2 separate regions of the Homo sapiens genome follow, and region 2 is linked to region 1. A link is a loop called in an ENCODE intact Hi-C map of the cell type or tissue named here. Cell type or tissue: PC-3. All regions are shown on one strand. Each heading gives the region's core, and the rest is flanking DNA. Links, peaks and the distances in the headings are about the cores only. Region 1 has its middle 14 kb from the start of TMTC1. Region 2 overlaps TMTC1 (transmembrane O-mannosyltransferase targeting cadherins 1).

Region 1 (8,341 bases), core at 95-8,094:
CCTGTTAAGATGTTTATCAATGACAATGCCTGCACAGCGGAACATGGAAGCTCATTAGTGATTCTAGTTTTGCCCTGACCTTGGGATCCCGCCCTGACCTTCTGCCTTGTGATCTTTTGTTGCCCTTGAAGCATGTGATCTCTGTGACCCACACCCTATTCGTACACTCCCTCCCCTTTGAAAATTGCTAATAAAAACTTGCTGGTTTTGCAGCTCAGGGGCATCACGGAACCTGCTGACATGTGATGTCTCCCCCCGACACCCAGCTTTAAAATTTCTCTCTTTTGTATTCTTTCCCTTTATTTCTCAGACTGGCCAACACTTAGGGAAATAGAAAAGAACCTATGTTGAAATATCGGGGATGGGTTCCCCTGACACTTATGTAAAATATTGATGAAAAATAAACCTATACTGCCTTAGCCTGTCTCCTTCCTTGGGACCTCTTTTTCTAACTCAGCAGTGAAGGGTTAATGCCCAACATAGTTGGGGGCTTTCAGAAGCTAGCTCCAGAACCAAGGCTGGGCTCATTTCTGATTGGTCAGTGTTGATCGTTGCCCATGGCAAGAGTCATTAGACATGGAATTATGAATATCACCTCTGGATGTGACCCTTTTAGATCTTGGCTCCAGGAATATACAATATCAATATTATTTACATTGAATAAGGTTTGTGTTGTTTTACTGTTGTTTTGGTTGTCTTAGAGATAGGGTCTTGCTGTATTGTCTAGACTGGGGTGTAGTGGCATAATCATAGCTCACAGCAGCATCAAACTCCTGGGCTCAAGCCATCCTCCCACCTCAGCCTCTCAAGTAGCTGGGACTAAAGGCACATGCCACCATGGCCAGCTAATTTTGTTTATTTTCTGTACAGATGAGGTCTCACTATGTTGCCTAGGCTAGTCTCAAACTCGAACTCCTGAACTCAAGTAATCCTCCCACCTCAGCCTCCCAAAGTCCTGAGATTACAGGTGCGAGCCACAGTGCTTGGCCCTGGTTGATTTTTTTTTTTTTTTTTTTTGAGACAGAGTCTCACTGTCTCCCAGGCTGGAGTGCAGTGGCACGATCTCGGCTCACTGCAAGCTCCGCCTCCCGGGTTCACACCATTCTCCTGCCTCAGCCTCCTGAGTAGCTGGGACTACAGGTGCCTGCCACCACACCCAGCTAATTTTTTGTATTTTTAGTAGAGATGGGTTTTCACCATGTTAGCCAGGATGGTCTCAATCTCCTGACCTTGTGATCCACCTGCCTCGGCCTCCCAAAGTGCTGGGATTACAGGCATAAGCCACCCTTCCCGGCTGATTTTTGTATTTTTTATAGAGACAGGGTCTCACCATGTTCCCCAGCTGGTCTTAAACTACTGGACTCAAGCAATCCTTCTGCCTCTATATCAAATAGTCTTTTAAATAACATTAAATCACATTTCATACTATAATAAATAAAGCCATATTAAAATATGGAAAAATACTTTAATGAACTCTTTTTTCTAATGAACTATTACTGTGTTTTTCTGAACCCCTCTTTCATCATTAGCTGAGGCCAGTTTTCCATGGATGATATCATGCTGATATTTCTTTCCTATTCACTTCTCAAGAGTTATAACATTAGGTCTTTCTGCTTATTTTTTTTAAGACCAACTATCTGATTCCAAATTCCTCAGTGGGATGAAATCTCACTTTTAGGACTCTTATTTCTGGTGCAGACCTCCTTGTTTAGAACAATTTCCCCATCCGCCTCTGAGCTGTGTCTTGTTGCTTGCCAGAAGCCGCTGGGCATCTAAGATGTGTGAGCACTAGAGCCTCCTTGCACAGAGCTGGTGGGTCACTGAAGGCTGGCCTCACCACAGCCCCCAGAAGGTGAGTTTTGTCCTAGGGGTAAGTATTACAGTTCCCTCTGCTCTTGTTTATCTCCACAAACACCCAAATCTGCTTCTGTTCCAAGACTGTTTCATTCCAGACTGATTTTCTTTTGTATTTGAATGACCACCAGCATTTTCCCCCCTTGAACTCTGGCTGCTGATCCATTCTTTGTCTTAATTCCTCTATTCCTCTCTCTGCTGCAGTTCTCATCACTGACATAGCCAGGCCATTACTCTGTTTTTGCCAAGCCCTGTGGGGCAGAGCTGGCATTTTCTGAGCTAATTTCTTCTGAGATGTAATTGAGATACTGTAAAGCCTCCACAGAGTTCAGTTAAACTCCTCAAATGGAATCTGGGCAGACAGCTTGGTAAATTGAATTTTAGAAGAGCCAAGCTCATTTTGACATTAAAGAAACACTGTGATATGAAAAGGTAACAATTTAACAATAGTTAGCAAAACAAAAAAAAATTTCTATAAGGAATTGTTCTCTATTTACACCTGAAGAGTAAAGAGAAATGATCTTAAATTATAGCTATTCATTAGTGTTGGATAAAAGACAAACTTAGGAAAGAGAAACTTTAGAGTAAGAAATTGAGAACTGTCTTTAAGAAATTGAGAAGGTTTTAGAAGATTTGCAGTAGTTTTAGATGAGTCTATCTGGAGGAAGAGTACTGACCCGGGAGATGTCTTCCAAAAGGAAAACCAGTGTCAATGGTTCTAAATCAGAAGTCAGGATTATCATCACTCAGTAGAAGGAACAAAGTAGAAAGTAAACTCTATATCTAATGATAACCCTTACATCCTCCAGGGTGTGAATTTATTCCATTTCACCCAGAAATCTATAAAATTCTATAGATGTGTTACTTTATATTTTTGTAAGCTTGGAAGATAATTGTAATACACATTTTAATAGAAAAAGAGAAAAAATGAATTTTTTCTCTTGCCTCCAGGAAATTTGAAACATCCAACTTCTAGAAATCCTGTCTTCTATCCGTTTGTGAATACATACAAACATATATTCATTCCACCAGTGAACAAGTGTCTGATTTCTTACTGTGTGTAGACATTCTGGTCAGTTTGGGGGTAGACAGCAGAGTGTGGATCCTACTTTCGGTAGTGTAAGCACTGGGAAAGTGGTTTACAACAGTTGGCATTTATAAAGCAGAAAAATACTTGTGAGGTCATAGCTTTCCGACTGTAAGTCAGTTGTATTATTTCAAACTTTATATTTTCATTCTTTAAGGTGATTTGTATTCATTGTCTTTACTAAGTGTATTCATATTCTTTATTTCTACTGCCTTACATATTCCAGTGTAGGAAGAAAACATTAGAGAAAAGTATCACCTTTCCACTGTCTGTCTACTTAAAAACTTCATCATTGTTCTATTATGGGTTCGTTAAGAAGGAATTGGCTAGGAAAATGGAGTAGTTGCTAGTAATCGGCCCTTTTGGCTTAGTTGCCTCTCATTCTTTTTCAAAAACTTACGTGTGTGTGTGAAATGCCACACCTGTACGATGTGCATAAAACATAATTGTATAGCATGATGACAAATTCTACATTTTTTCCTTTTTCCAGACAATTCAATGATCTCAGAACACCTCAAGCCTACGTGTCTTCTTTTAATTTACATACTACTGTTGTCCTAAATCTTGCTCTTTTTCTAAAAATACTTCATCAAAAGATGATTTACATGCCATAAAATGCATCCTTTTAAAGTGTACAAGTCAATGGATTTTAGTGTTCTCATAGCATTGTGCAAATATCACCACAATCTAATTTTAAAACACTTCCATCACTCTGAAAAGAAATCCTTTGCTTTTTAACAGTCACCAGCCTCTCTCCTGCCTAGCCCCTGGGAACTGGTAATTTACTTTCTGTCACTACAGATTTGCAAGCAGGGAATTTCCCACTAGATTTAATCATATATTACCATATTTACCACTTACGTTGCATTCTATTACTTCCTCCATTGCTGTGCCTTTCATCACAAATCCTTTTCATTCTATTGGAAGACCACTTTTACAATTTCCTTTAGTACCGGTCTTCTGGTGATAAACTCTTTCCATTTTTTTTACTAAAAGTGTTTCTTTCACATTTGTTAAGATGGTCAAGATCCCTAGAAGCTGAGTTGCAATTGGTGGGAGTGGTGACCAACTTCTAATCCCTCTTCACTTCTAATGCCATTCTTCAGGGCCCCACTCCTATGTACAGGATGGATTACCAGGGTCCCCACACCCTGTGGGCCCTGCTCTCCTTGGAGACTCTCAGTGTTCTCTGCTTAGCCTCTCACTCCTCCCCAGCACAGAAGGGGCCCCAAATTCTGGGCTTGTCCTTTCTCTTTCCCTGGCCTGACACTTCTCTGTTCTTAATGATCTGATGTTATGAGGCAAATAGTGTTGTTGTTTAATCTGGTTTTCTATGGATCTTTAGAGGGAAGGTTAATTGGAATGACCTAGTCTCCCCATGACAGGGAGGAAAAGTCCCTCTCACTCGTTCTGTGCCCAGAACCTTCCTATTTTCTCCAGAGTTAGTACTACAAAGACAACATTTCACTATCACCTACCTTAGTGACTTACTACAAATGGAGCAAAAGAGATTTATCTTCAACCTTGCAACTTTAAAGGAAAAAAAAAAAACAGATTCCCTTGAAAATCCTAGAAAAAGGCTATCTTTGGAAAAATATGTCTTTATTACAGCTTCCTAGTTTTTTGCTAGTTCGTTTTCACCATACGCTCAGCTTCACAATTTTTTTTTAAATGTTAAGCAGATTGAAAAAGGGGATAAACATAAAATAGCTGGATAACTTTGCGAGTAACCGTGGGGAAGTATGAAAATTGTTTATGAAGTAATCATTAAACACTTAAGCCATGAGATGATGAAGATTAACGTTTTGGAAAGAAAAGTTATTAAAGTTTCTTTGAGAAGCAACTTGATCCTGGCAGCCAAATTAGAAACAACAGAGCAGCTGTGTGACTCATTGGCCAGAATTCCTTACGCATTCTCTGGCACCAGGAATTGAGAAGGTTTATAGTCTCAATCCTGCAACTGCAATGAGGCAATCGTGAGTAAAATAAACTGTGGTTGTCCAGAGTAAATGCAGGTTAGGCTGATAACCACATTCTCCTTCAAAGTAAATCAATAAATCAATCAGTAGTCAGGAATTGAAAAGCAGATATTTAATAGTCGCTTAGTAGTAGTTATTCCATGTTACTACAATGGCGAGAAATGGCAGTAGTGAGAAAATTGCTAAGGGAAAAAAGAGAGAAAAATCTTCATCATCACCATCACAATATTTTATCTTAGCTAACGTGTTGAGCACACCTTGCTATGGCACTCTTCAAAGCTCTTGACTTACCTCTTTTAATCTTCACAACTGCCCTCTGGGGTTTGTTCACAGTTTAGAAAACTGGAACCCAGTCTAGCAATGATTGGGAGTGAAAGGCCCAATTCTCTGTACATATCTTGACCAGAAACCATGTAAAGTAAAATAATTCATTCAGGAACTGGTGTGAATAGTTGGAGAATCAAAATTCTGCTAATGTTAGGAAACACAGATTCAATGAAATCTTCCTATCCATAAACAATTTATTTTCAATTTGGAGGCAAATATAACACACAAAACCCCTAATATTGGGTTTAGTGGTGATAAATTATAGCTAAAACTATATTAATTATCGGGGCCCTTATTTTTGCCTATATTTGTTTAAAATGGCTCTCAGGCATATTTTTCATGGATTTCTCACACTTTTAGGCATCAGTATTCATAGAAATACTCTAATATGGCCATATAAGCCTTGTATGGTAATTTTCAATTATCTGGTACTATATTTGCAGAATAGTAAAAATTCTTATAGAAACTTCCTTAAAAGAATCTCAAAGTACAAAAGATGTAATCTTCTTAGTCCTCCTTAAAAATTTATTGGTAATACATTTATTCAAATGGAAGTGATAAAATCTAAAGCTATGGAAACACTTTGTAAGTGCTAGACTTTCATTTATGTGGAAGATGCATTATTATGTTTTAGGACCCGTGCCTCCTTGCAGCCATCTTCCACTGGCTCAGGGACTGTAAAGGGGTTTCCACTCACAGGCCAACCTATTAACAGAGAGTGGCAGTCTGGGAGGCAGTGTTGAGAGCGGTTTTAAGGTTGCATCTGGAGTTAATGTGCAAAACTATCACAATTGGTTAGTCATGTTTTTTATGTGCACAGAGAGTAAGCGGGTTTATGGCATGTTGTATGGGTTTGCTATCACTGTCACTCCTGATAGCACCTTTTGGGAGCTGTTATCTGAATTTTGGGCCAAGTGTGAAGGGAACAGATTAACATTTGAATGTTTCCGTAAATACAAGTAGGTAGCAATGACAGCATTGTCAGGTAACTCCTTTTCTTAGAAGTAGGTGTAATGCTAATTGTCTGAAAAAAAAGTTGTCAGATGAATAAAATGGATTCCTAATCTCTTAAACTACATAATGGAGAAAGAATGAAATCACTGAGCAAATGTGAGATGAAAGAGACAGAGGATGTGAAAGAAACTGTGAAGCCAGAATCTGCTTCTACTTTGTCTTCTGTCTAACTGGAAAGACCACAATATTCAGCTCTTAGCCAAGATGTGCAAAAACTTAAAATTATTTAAAAACAACAATGGCTACAACAAAAACCTGGCTGCCTCATTTACAGTAACATGGCCAAAAAGAAAATCTAAAAGACATTTTAGAAGAATTTTTTTGTAAGGTACTGCGGAGCCTGAAAAGATTCATTCGTATTCCTTTACATTAACTCACACATGGAAAAATAGTCCAAGAAATAAGACTTAGCAGCACAGCTAGGAAAGATGGGAGATTGTAATTTCTCAAGGGAAATTATCTGTCTCTAGATATAATCTTTATTTCTTGGCAAAGAAAAACTAGCATGGTAGATTTCCCAACTTCTTTAATAACATAAGATGCAAGCCATGTCATTGACTTATGGCAAGTATTTTATTAGGTCCTGGGTGCCCTGAGCCCATTAATTTTGGCTGCCCCAAGGCCATTGTTTGCCAGGAGTATTTAAACTAGCTGGAGAGAATTATATGAATAGGATTGCCTGTCAAAACAGGCCTGGCTTCATGGGTGTGCAACTTTTGTAGTCATACAGAACCCTGTACTTAGATGAACTCAGTGTATAGAAGGACTTCACTTTTGGTTTGATGTGCCACTGTCACCATCCTGAAATTCTTAATAACTTTAGAACAAAGGGTCCTTCATTTTCATTTTACATTGGGCCCTACAATTTATGTAGCTAAACCTGCTAAGAATTGGGGTTGGGGCACAGTGGACCTCAACACCATCAGTGAGGTGGTGAATTCCTCAACAAAATCATTTTTGTAATTCAATACAATGCAAGTAAGTATGACCCATTAAATAGAACACATTAAAACAAAGTATTACTGTACAATATGGCAGAGAAAACACTTAATACTGATGACTGTAATAAATATTTTATATAGACTAACCAGAATTTTACATTTTCCTCATTATTTGTTCTCTTTTCTAAAACAGCCATCAGTATTGAGCTTCGTCATCTACAAACTAGCAATTACGTGTGAGTTCTTGATGTTAACTCCCCAGCAGTTCTCCTGCAGTGGCTCTAGGTTTTTGAGGGCTTGCTACTTACTTACATGTTTTTTGGTTTTATTTGTTTGCTCTTGGAGCCTTTTCTTGAAACTTTAAATAGAAGAAAAAAGAGAGCTTAACATAACATTTTTAAAGGTACCTATTGCTCTTCTTGTATTCTTCTTGAGGGGTGGCTGAGCGTGTGTAGCGTGCATGTGGTATGCATGTGGTAACATGTAGTATGCATGCTCATGAATGTTGCACACATGTTGCATGCATGCAGCATGCATGTTCTGGCAAGTCACGTGCATGATGTACAACCGTGGTATGCATATTGTCTGCATGCCTACTCATGAACACATACTGTATGCCTGTAGTATGCATGTTGTATGAATGTTGCACACACCTCACAGAAAGTGGCATGTACGTAGCATGTTGCATGCATGTTATGCGCAAGTAGTGTGCATGTTGAATGCATACTGAATGTGTGTAGCATGAATGCTGTATGCATGTAGCTTGCATGTAGAATAAATGTCCAATGCATGTGCCATGCATGTTGTAGTGTGTAGCATGCTTGTTGCAACTATAGTAAGCATGTAGCATACATGTAGACTGCATATTGTAGCATGCAATGCACATGTTGCAAGAATGTAGTACACATGTTGCACACATGATGCTTGCATAGTGTAGCATGTAGTGCACACGTTACAAGCATGTAGCTTACATGTGCCATGTAGTGCGCACATATCACGAATTCAGCAAACATGCTGTACACATGTCGCTACATGTATGTTGGGACATGCAGCACACATGTTTCAAAGTGCACATGTTGCAGTGTGTATTGTGCATGCTGCATGCATGTTTCACACATGTAGCTTGCATGTTGCAGTAT
Region 2 (8,341 bases), core at 306-8,305, 230 kb after region 1:
TCGTCTAATTTTTGTATTTTTAGCAGAGACCAGGTTTCACCATGTTGACCAGGCTGGCCTTGAACTCCTGACCTCAAGTGATCCACCCACCTCAGCCTCCCAAAGTGCTGAGATTACAGGCATGAGCCACCACACCTGGCCTAATATGGCAGAAGTTTTAAACCGTAGATATCAAGTTTGCTATCAAATATTTTCCCAAATATTACAAGAATTATAAGTTCCAGAGGAATAATTGTATCAAAGCTTTTTGTTGAAGAAGTTTTATATTACAGAATAGAAGATCATTTTTAAGATTTAATCAAGAATTCTATTCTTTCATTGGAAGACAGTTTCCAAAATGTTCATAATGCTTATCTCTGGTGGGTAAGATTATAGATTGATTTTTTCCTTTATAATTTTTTGTGTGTTCCAGGTGTTCCACAATGAACATCTATTCCTTTTGCAATGAGGAAATGTCATTTTTTAAAAGGCATATTCCTTCAAGGGTACATATAAAGTATACTTGGGCTTTAATAATTAATTACTATTTATCAATTTTAGATGGCATTCTTGAAGGGAGAAAAAGGGCAGTAAGTTTGCCTGAAACTTACATGGTTGGTAGGAAATGTATCAGTATCTTTTTAATTGGTTTTATTATAACAGACTATTTTCTGTCAAGTTCAAAAAGAAAAGTAAGGCAGACCCTCAGGCATAACTTGGAGCAAAGGTATAAATTAAACAAAATTCTCTGGCAGTTGATTTTACAGAATTATAGTAGCTGGTTGGGTACTTCCGTTTCTTTGCTGTGAAACAATACAAATAAATGTTTGCTTCAGCAACTGTGCTTCTGGAAGAAATATGTCCCTTGAGACATGGGGAAAAACAATTAAAGCTATAAATATATTACATATAGTAATTAGTGAAAGAGTTTATGCTTTCAGACTAGATTCAAAATACTTCTGGTTAAAAATATCATTTTTGTGTGGATACCTCTGTGGTGAATTTTCAACGGATGTGGGTATTTTTGTTGTTGTTGTTTTTTAAGAAATAGATTGTCACTCTTTGTGTTAGAGGGAAAAGGAAAATACCAGAGCTATTCATCATTTTGATGATTATTTATCCTTGGTAACTGGAAGATTGCCTTTATTTTGATGTTGCTATTTCTTTGTGGAAGTTGCTGAGACAGGGATTCCTCTCCCTCCCAGCTGCTCCACCTCTACTTCAACTTTAGAGTATCTGATGTTTTTCATATTTGCACACAGCAAGAAAGAGAGTGATTAGGGAAATGCAATGTTAAAGGCGCTATTATCTGAAATCAATTCCAGCAATTATCCATTACTGTTGTAATGACTGAATAGATCTCAAAGGCAATGGTGAAATTAATCATAAGGGCTGTACCTATACCAGTCTCTTTTTGGCTGGCTTACAATGCTAAAAATAGCACTATAATAAGTTAGTAATTATGTATGACATGAATATTCTGCTTCTTTTAAATTTTTTTATTTTTTGAATAATGCAGAAGTCACTGACTTCTCCTTCCTCTTTACATCATTTATAATATTTCTGTAGTATAAGGGAAATCTCCCCTGGAAAATATTGCATCTAAGGTCACGTATTCAGTTTAAGATTCAAATCATCAAAGAAAAATGTCAAAACCCTTTTCTTAAATCCTCAACAAACATCAAGTGTTAGCTTTGCTTTGCTGTGAGGGGCAGCTCTCACATTTATTACTCCTGCAGTAATAATAAAGCTTGGGATTATCTATGCTGGAGATTCAGAAAAACACTGACAGATCTGCCATAGACCTCCAGAGCTCTCCGACTGTTCGGTTACCCTGGAGAAGGTTTCTAACATTCTACCTTGTGTGATGGGAGTAGAAAGTCCAGAGACCACCCAACAAGTCAGCCCTTCCTACACAAAAACTCCCAAGAAATGCCTCAGCTAATAAGCCCCGAAAGAGAAATAGTGATTCTCCCTGAATAAAGTCAAGATATTGATGTGTACTTGGCCATGTGTGTACTTTGTCAAATACCTTAAAAAGTCAGTTAAAAATGGAGAATCATAAAACAAATTAAGCAAACGCTTGAGTATTTTATTTTACCCTGAAATTTCAAATGTACATCCATTCACCAATCTTCTGATGTCAAATCAAATCCTTCTCTTTAAGTAAGAATCTTCTGATTAGAATCTGCAAAAGCACCTCCATAATTCATTGCTATGAGTCTCAGTTTTGATATTTAAAACTGGAATGAAAATTTAAAGAGATTTGCAATGTAATTTGAGTAGACTGAGATTTTTCTGATTTTTCTCCTCCAGTCTTTTACAATTATTTCACTCACATCTAATTCAACAGTGATTTTTTTGAACTTCTTTCCTTTTTGAGCATTTTCAGAGCATTTACTTATTTTCCATAGAAATAATTCCTCTTCACACTTAAATTTTATCGCTTTGCAAGACCAGGCTCTTTTCTCCCGGTGTAACTAAATTTTGTATTGTGCTTTTAATGCTCCTATACAAAAGAAATCTCCACTCACTATTTAATTGCCTAACACATGGGAAGGGGTAGAACTAAAATCTTTCTGATTAGAATGTTTAATGCATAACATAGAGACTTGTTATGATAATAGTGCCTACTGATATAATTCTTTGTATTCCCTCCCATATGGATCACAGGAACTTTGTAAGGACATTGCATTAGGCTGCAGTACATGTATGTGGAAAAAGAAAGTAATAAAGGATTGAGTACTGAAGAGACACCATATCATTAGAGTCTAAAGAAATCTAACCATGTTTAATTAACCAATGTTTGCTGATGTCTTGAATATATCAGTAAGACTACTTTATTATAATTCCTTTTAATAATGCTGTTTATAAAACCATTTTCTGTCACGTTCAAACAGAAGAAATAAGGCAGACCCTAAGGCACAGCTTGGGGTGAAGTTTGAACATGTTTTAAAAACCAGGAGTCAATGAGTATTTTAAAAAGTCCTTCACACAGCCTATTTTAAGTGAACATTTAAGATAACTCTCTCATGACTACAGGTGGACTTGGATACCAGCTGCCATGTATTTCTGGGAGGAATTAAAATCTCAATACCATTTGTTAGCCAGGTTTAACAGGTGGAGATGTGTTCTTCAGCTGATGTGGTATTTTCATGTATAAAAGCTCAAATATGCTTTCTAATATCACAAGTAGACACGAAATTATTTTTGTTGCTTCTTGTTGATGAAATTACATTCTCAGTATATATATGCTGTGTTAATTAAATCTGGCAGTTTTATTCATGAGCTCAGGAAATTAAACATTATTTCATTTAGAAAAAAAAAACGAATTTAAGTCACATTGTGGCCATACTTATGAGCTGAATTTCAAAATGAAATCTCCATAATGTATTTTCAGAAAAGTTTCACTTTTTCTGGCTATCTTAGACCACTTTTTCATTTTAAAAACTCTCTTATGCATGGTTCCCCAGAAAACAGAATCCAAGGCAAAGATTTGCAAGCAGGAAGTTTATTAAGGAGCACCCTCGGGAACACCAGGGCAGCAGAAGAAAGGAGATGTTGAGTAGAATGCAGTTCCAGCTGAGGCCTCAGCTGATCCCATGGGGAGCTCTGGAACTGGGATGTCCCCTTAGAGGTGTCATGAATGGAGGCAAGAGATTTACTTTTAAACCCCGCTTTCAACCAATCGCTGCATCCAGGACGGGAGTCTAGCCTTGGGGAGGCAACTCCCTGAGGCTGAGAGCAATTCCCAGAGAGGAGGTGGACTCTGAGCTGCCAGCAGCCAACACTCCTAGCAGCCGGGAGAATATGCACTTCAGCCTTGAAGGGGAACTTTACACCAGCTGTGATTTCTTGTATAAGTAAATATGGCAGGTTTAGCAAAATAGGGTTGAGATTTTCTGTTAAAAATGAGAATAGGGATGCTGCCTACCTCATAGGGTTGGAGGATTACAAGATAATTCATATAAAAGACTTAAAGCAATATCCGTAAGCAATGAGGGCAATGACACGCTCAGTAAATATGACTAACACACACAGAATCTGACCACCTCCCTCCACGTCCACTGTCCCCTCCACCTCTCAGCTAGACCGCAGCAATATGCTCCTAACTGGTGTTGTGGTTTTCACCTTTGCCCTGCTTTCCTTCAGTCTGTTCTCAATACAGCAGCCCCAGGGATCTTCAGTGGGGTGGCCCAGCACTTGTGGAGGTCGAGATGGGTGGATTACATGAGGTCAGGAGTTCAAGACCAGCCCCGCTGGAGCCCCACTCACAGCAATCTGGAGCTCAGAAGGCTCCAGCCACCCCACCTCACTTACGGGGAAAGTGGGCGGCCCTGCAGCAGCCTCCATGCTCGCCCTGCACCACCTGCCCCCTTACTCCCCCTGACACACCTCCTGCTATTCTTCTTGCTTACTTGGCTCCAGACACACTGGGCTGCAGGCACGTGCATGCCAGCCACATCACCTTCCTGTTTCAGGGGTTCTGCGTTCTGTTCTTTCCTCCTAGAACCCTTCCCCCCTTACCTCAATGGCTGCCTCCCTCACACCCTTCAGCACTCCTCATATGTGTCATCGGCTTCTCCATGAGGCCTCCCTGGGCCACCCCACTGAAGACCACAAGCACCACCAGCATCCCCTGTTCCCCCTCTTTGCTTCATTTTTCTCCATTTATCACCCTCCGCTCTACTCACCTATCGTTTTGTTAATTGTGTGTCCCTCCTCTACCCAGTAAACTGCATGAAAGCAGAAATCTTTGTCCTTATCCCCAGCATGAAGGAGAGTGCCAGGAACATGGCACTGAGTAAATATTTGTTGAATGGAACAATGCTACATGTAAACTTCTTTATACTGTGGTTTTTTGTGTTTGTTTTTTGAGACGGAGTCTCACTCCTGTTGCCCAAGCTGGAGTGCGGTGGTGCGATCTCCACTCACTGTGGCCTCTGCCTTCTGGGTACAAGAGATTCTCTTGCCTCAGCCTCCCAAGTAACTGGGATTACAGGCACCTGCCACCACACCTGGCTAATTTTGGAATTTTTAGTAGAGGCGGGGTTTCACCATGTTGGCCAGGCTGGTCTTGAACTCCTGACCTCATGTGATCCACCCATCTTGACCTCCCAAAGTGCTGGGGTTACAGGCGTGAGCCACTCCACCTGGCCTTATACTGTGTTTTTAAAGTATGTGAATTACCTGGAATGTTTTAAAAGGTAACTGAGGTATAATGTAAAACCTAAATGTCGTCAATAGCAGAAGATCCTAAATTACGTCTATCTTTTCCTCTTCCTGAGTGCTAGATTGGCAAGGGGTAGACTTGCGATGGATAATTTCATGTCAGCTTGGATGGGCCATGATACCTAGATATTTGGTAAAACATTATTCTAGATGTTCCTACAAAGGTGCCTCTTGGATGAGATTAACATTTAAATCAGTAGACTTTGAGTAAAGCAGATTATCCTCCAGAATGTGGGTAGGCCTCATCCATCCCGTTGAAGGACTTAACAGAAAAAGACAGACTTCCCTGGAAGGAGAGAAAATCCTACCCACAGACTGCCTTCTGGATTCTAACTGCAGCTCCTCCCTGGGTCCCCAGCCTGCCGCCTACCCTGCAGATTTTGGACTTGCCAGCCCCCACAATCATGAGAGCCAGTTCCTTAGGATAAATGTCTCCCTAAATGTAAATATACACATCCTGTTGCTTCTGTTTCTCTGGAGAACCCTGATTAATTCAGATTTTCCTCTTTTACTACCCTGCTCATTTTTCACGCCTAAGGCTGATCTCTTCTTTTCTGCTCAAGGTTCCATAATTTCCAGTTTCTCAGAGCTTATTTATAATCCTCTGTTTAAATCCTTTGCTTCCTCCCCTTCACCTGGCACTTTCCCATTAATATTTAAATATTCTCTAGTTGCTCCTACCATCAAACAAACAAACAAACAACCGAGCCTGTCTGTATCTCTTGTTTTCCTCCTCCTGCCATTCATCTGTGTGCTTCCTTATCTCCTTCCTACCTTTTAAGTGTCAAAATTTCCCAGAAAGTTGCAATGTCTTCCTTATTTTCTCTCATTACTCAACTACATTCTGGCATCAGCTCCCTCCCCACATGTGAAACTGCTCTCCCCAAGTCACCAGCTACCTCCATGCAGATAATTCCAATGGACCATGCTTGGGCATCAAATTACCTAACTCTCAGCAGCATTTGACTTTGTTGACCACTTCCTCCTCCTTAAAGTAATTCTTTTTTAGCATCTGTGACACCATGCTCTCTTGCTTTTTCTGCTCCTTCTTTAGATTGTCCTGCCTCCACCAACCCTTAATGGAAGAGTTCTCAGGACCCTCTCCTCCTTCCCTACATCTTGTTCTCTTCTCAATCTTTGCTTTTTAAGGGGTTCCTTCAGTCCCAAAGGCTTGTTAGCATCTGTGTATATGCTGGTTGACCCTCAAATCTATGACTCTACCATTATCTTTCCCCTGATGATCAGAGCCATCTACCCAGCTGGACATTTTCACAAATTGCCCTCTGCACCTCAAACTTGACTGGTCATCTTCTCCCCAAAACTTGCTCCTTGTCCTTTATTTTCCTCCTTTCCATTCTCTGCTTCAGCCAGAATAAAATCCTTTCAGTTTCTCAAGTTCTGTTTGGTTTTGCTTTCTCTCCTTGGAACCCTTTCCTTCATCTTCCTGCTCTTACCCCTCCCTCGCACTCCCAGTCCCCTTTGTTGCTGCCCCTCCCAGTAAAGCATCGTCTCTCCTGGAAAAACCTTGGTGAATGTCTCAGGCGCCTCTCATTTGCCCTCGTCCTGTATGCTCCTGTCAGCTCCAGCTCAGCTTTACTGCTCTGTCTGCTCTCCTCACAGTGCATTAGAGTCCGTTGGTTTTCCTGTTTCTCTTCTACCACAGGGCGCTCTTGAGGGCAAGGACAGCTTTCTCTTTAATGCTGTGTGCCCTTAGCAAACGGTCTGGCACATTGTACGTGCTTTATACATGCTTGTGAAAACAAAGTCTGGACGAACATAATGCATAAAATCTCGATCACAGGGCTCTTAGAGTCAGAGGACAACTCCATAAGGACAAACAGTGTTTCTCAATGGCAGAGCTCTTGATATTTTGCAGAACAACTTTTCTTTGTGCAGAACTGTCCTGTGCATTGCAAGATGTTTCACACCCCTAGCTCCTGCCCATTATATATCAGGAGTAATACCCAGTTCCTGCAGTGGGTATTCAAAACATACCCACTCTCCTCCCCACTCCTCATGATCTCCTTACTTGGCAGTTATTAATTAGGAATATGAACATCCTTTTCCTGCCCACCATTGTCTCTTCTCTGAGATAATCCATCAACCAGAGTGCACTCATGCTAGGAAGTGTTAGTGCAACAAGGATCCCAGGTGCACACTGATCTGTCACACAGAAACCACACAGGATTTTGAATGTCCTTATAACCTTGGATATAGCTTTTTCAATTACACGTGTCTGGAATTCCATTTGGTCTTGAGCATATTGGAAAAACTTGGAGAAAATTGCTCTGGTGCCTCTGGGGATCATTTGCTTCAGATGATGAAGGATTGACAGGCTTTGGAGGGAGTGCTGGACAAAGAACATTCCTACATTCTTAAAATGGAGAGGGTTACTTGCCCTTCACATCTGAGAACTCTCAGTATAGGAGAAACAGATGGACACAGAATGACTTGAGTGTTCACTAGGTTAGTGATGAAGAAATAATGGGTGTAATTTTGACTGATGGGAGCAAGTTGAAAGCTATCAGCAACAGTGAAGAGTGTGATTTTTCAGAGGATGAAAAATCCATGTGAGGAAGGAGAACTGGCTGCTTCAGCCTGGCATGGGTTCATCAGGGCTAGAGGGAGCCAGTCAAATCACCCAGAGGTCCTGCAGCTGACCCCAAAATATTAAATGTATGTAGTGTAACAGGTGTGGTGATGGATATTTTTATACCCACCATCTCATTTGTTCATGTAGAAGCCCATTTATTCACAGAGAAGGTCAATATGTTATTAAGCTTACGTTTTTAAAGAAAGCAACTAAAGCACAGACATGAATTCAAACTCACATAGCTGGAATGCCTCTCATGGCTTCTGACTCCAAATCCAGTTATTTTTCCACTCCACCAAAGCAGTTTCCTATCTATTCTGCCACAAAAACCAAAGTTCACCCCAAGCCTCTGAGAAAGGTTAATATGTTCACCATTTCTATTTAAAGGAATAGAGAAATACTTAATTCAGTAAACTTCCCAACCCCTAGCAGTAAATTCTCAGGAATCAGGTTCAGCCATTTAAAATGATTCATTTCCTAAGGGCACTCAAGAGCCATGGCTTTACTCTGCATAGTCTTGGAAAATTGACTGGGAGG

The links. Hi-C counts contacts between places; a loop is a spot of excess contacts. Peaks named below come from ENCODE experiments on the same cell type or tissue, not always from the same donor. Only the 100,000 strongest peaks of a DNase experiment are listed, where the experiment ranks them.
Region 2: a loop joins it to region 1, with 2.8 times the contacts of the local background. A loop is called at or near these places in 37 of 110 quality-filtered maps.

What each region holds. Positions count from the first base shown.
Region 1 is chr12:29,793,558-29,801,898 of GRCh38, reverse strand. No RefSeq gene overlaps it. Among named protein-coding and RNA genes, the nearest start is that of TMTC1, 14 kb to the right of the region's middle. RefSeq lists an enhancer at 5,952-6,453. In PC-3, for the core only: no CTCF peak of the experiment used is centred there; a DNase peak (open chromatin) is centred at 4,878; H3K4me3 peaks cover 497 bases; H3K27ac peaks cover 1,222 bases; H3K27me3 peaks cover 1,311 bases.
Region 2 is chr12:29,562,362-29,570,702 of GRCh38, reverse strand. All of the region lies in intron 9 of TMTC1 (transmembrane O-mannosyltransferase targeting cadherins 1), which reads left to right. Among named protein-coding and RNA genes, the nearest start is that of OVCH1, 69 kb to the right of the region's middle. In PC-3, for the core only: no CTCF peak of the experiment used is centred there; DNase peaks (open chromatin) are centred at 4,042, 4,462 and 4,792; H3K4me3 peaks cover 676 bases; H3K27ac peaks cover 1,839 bases.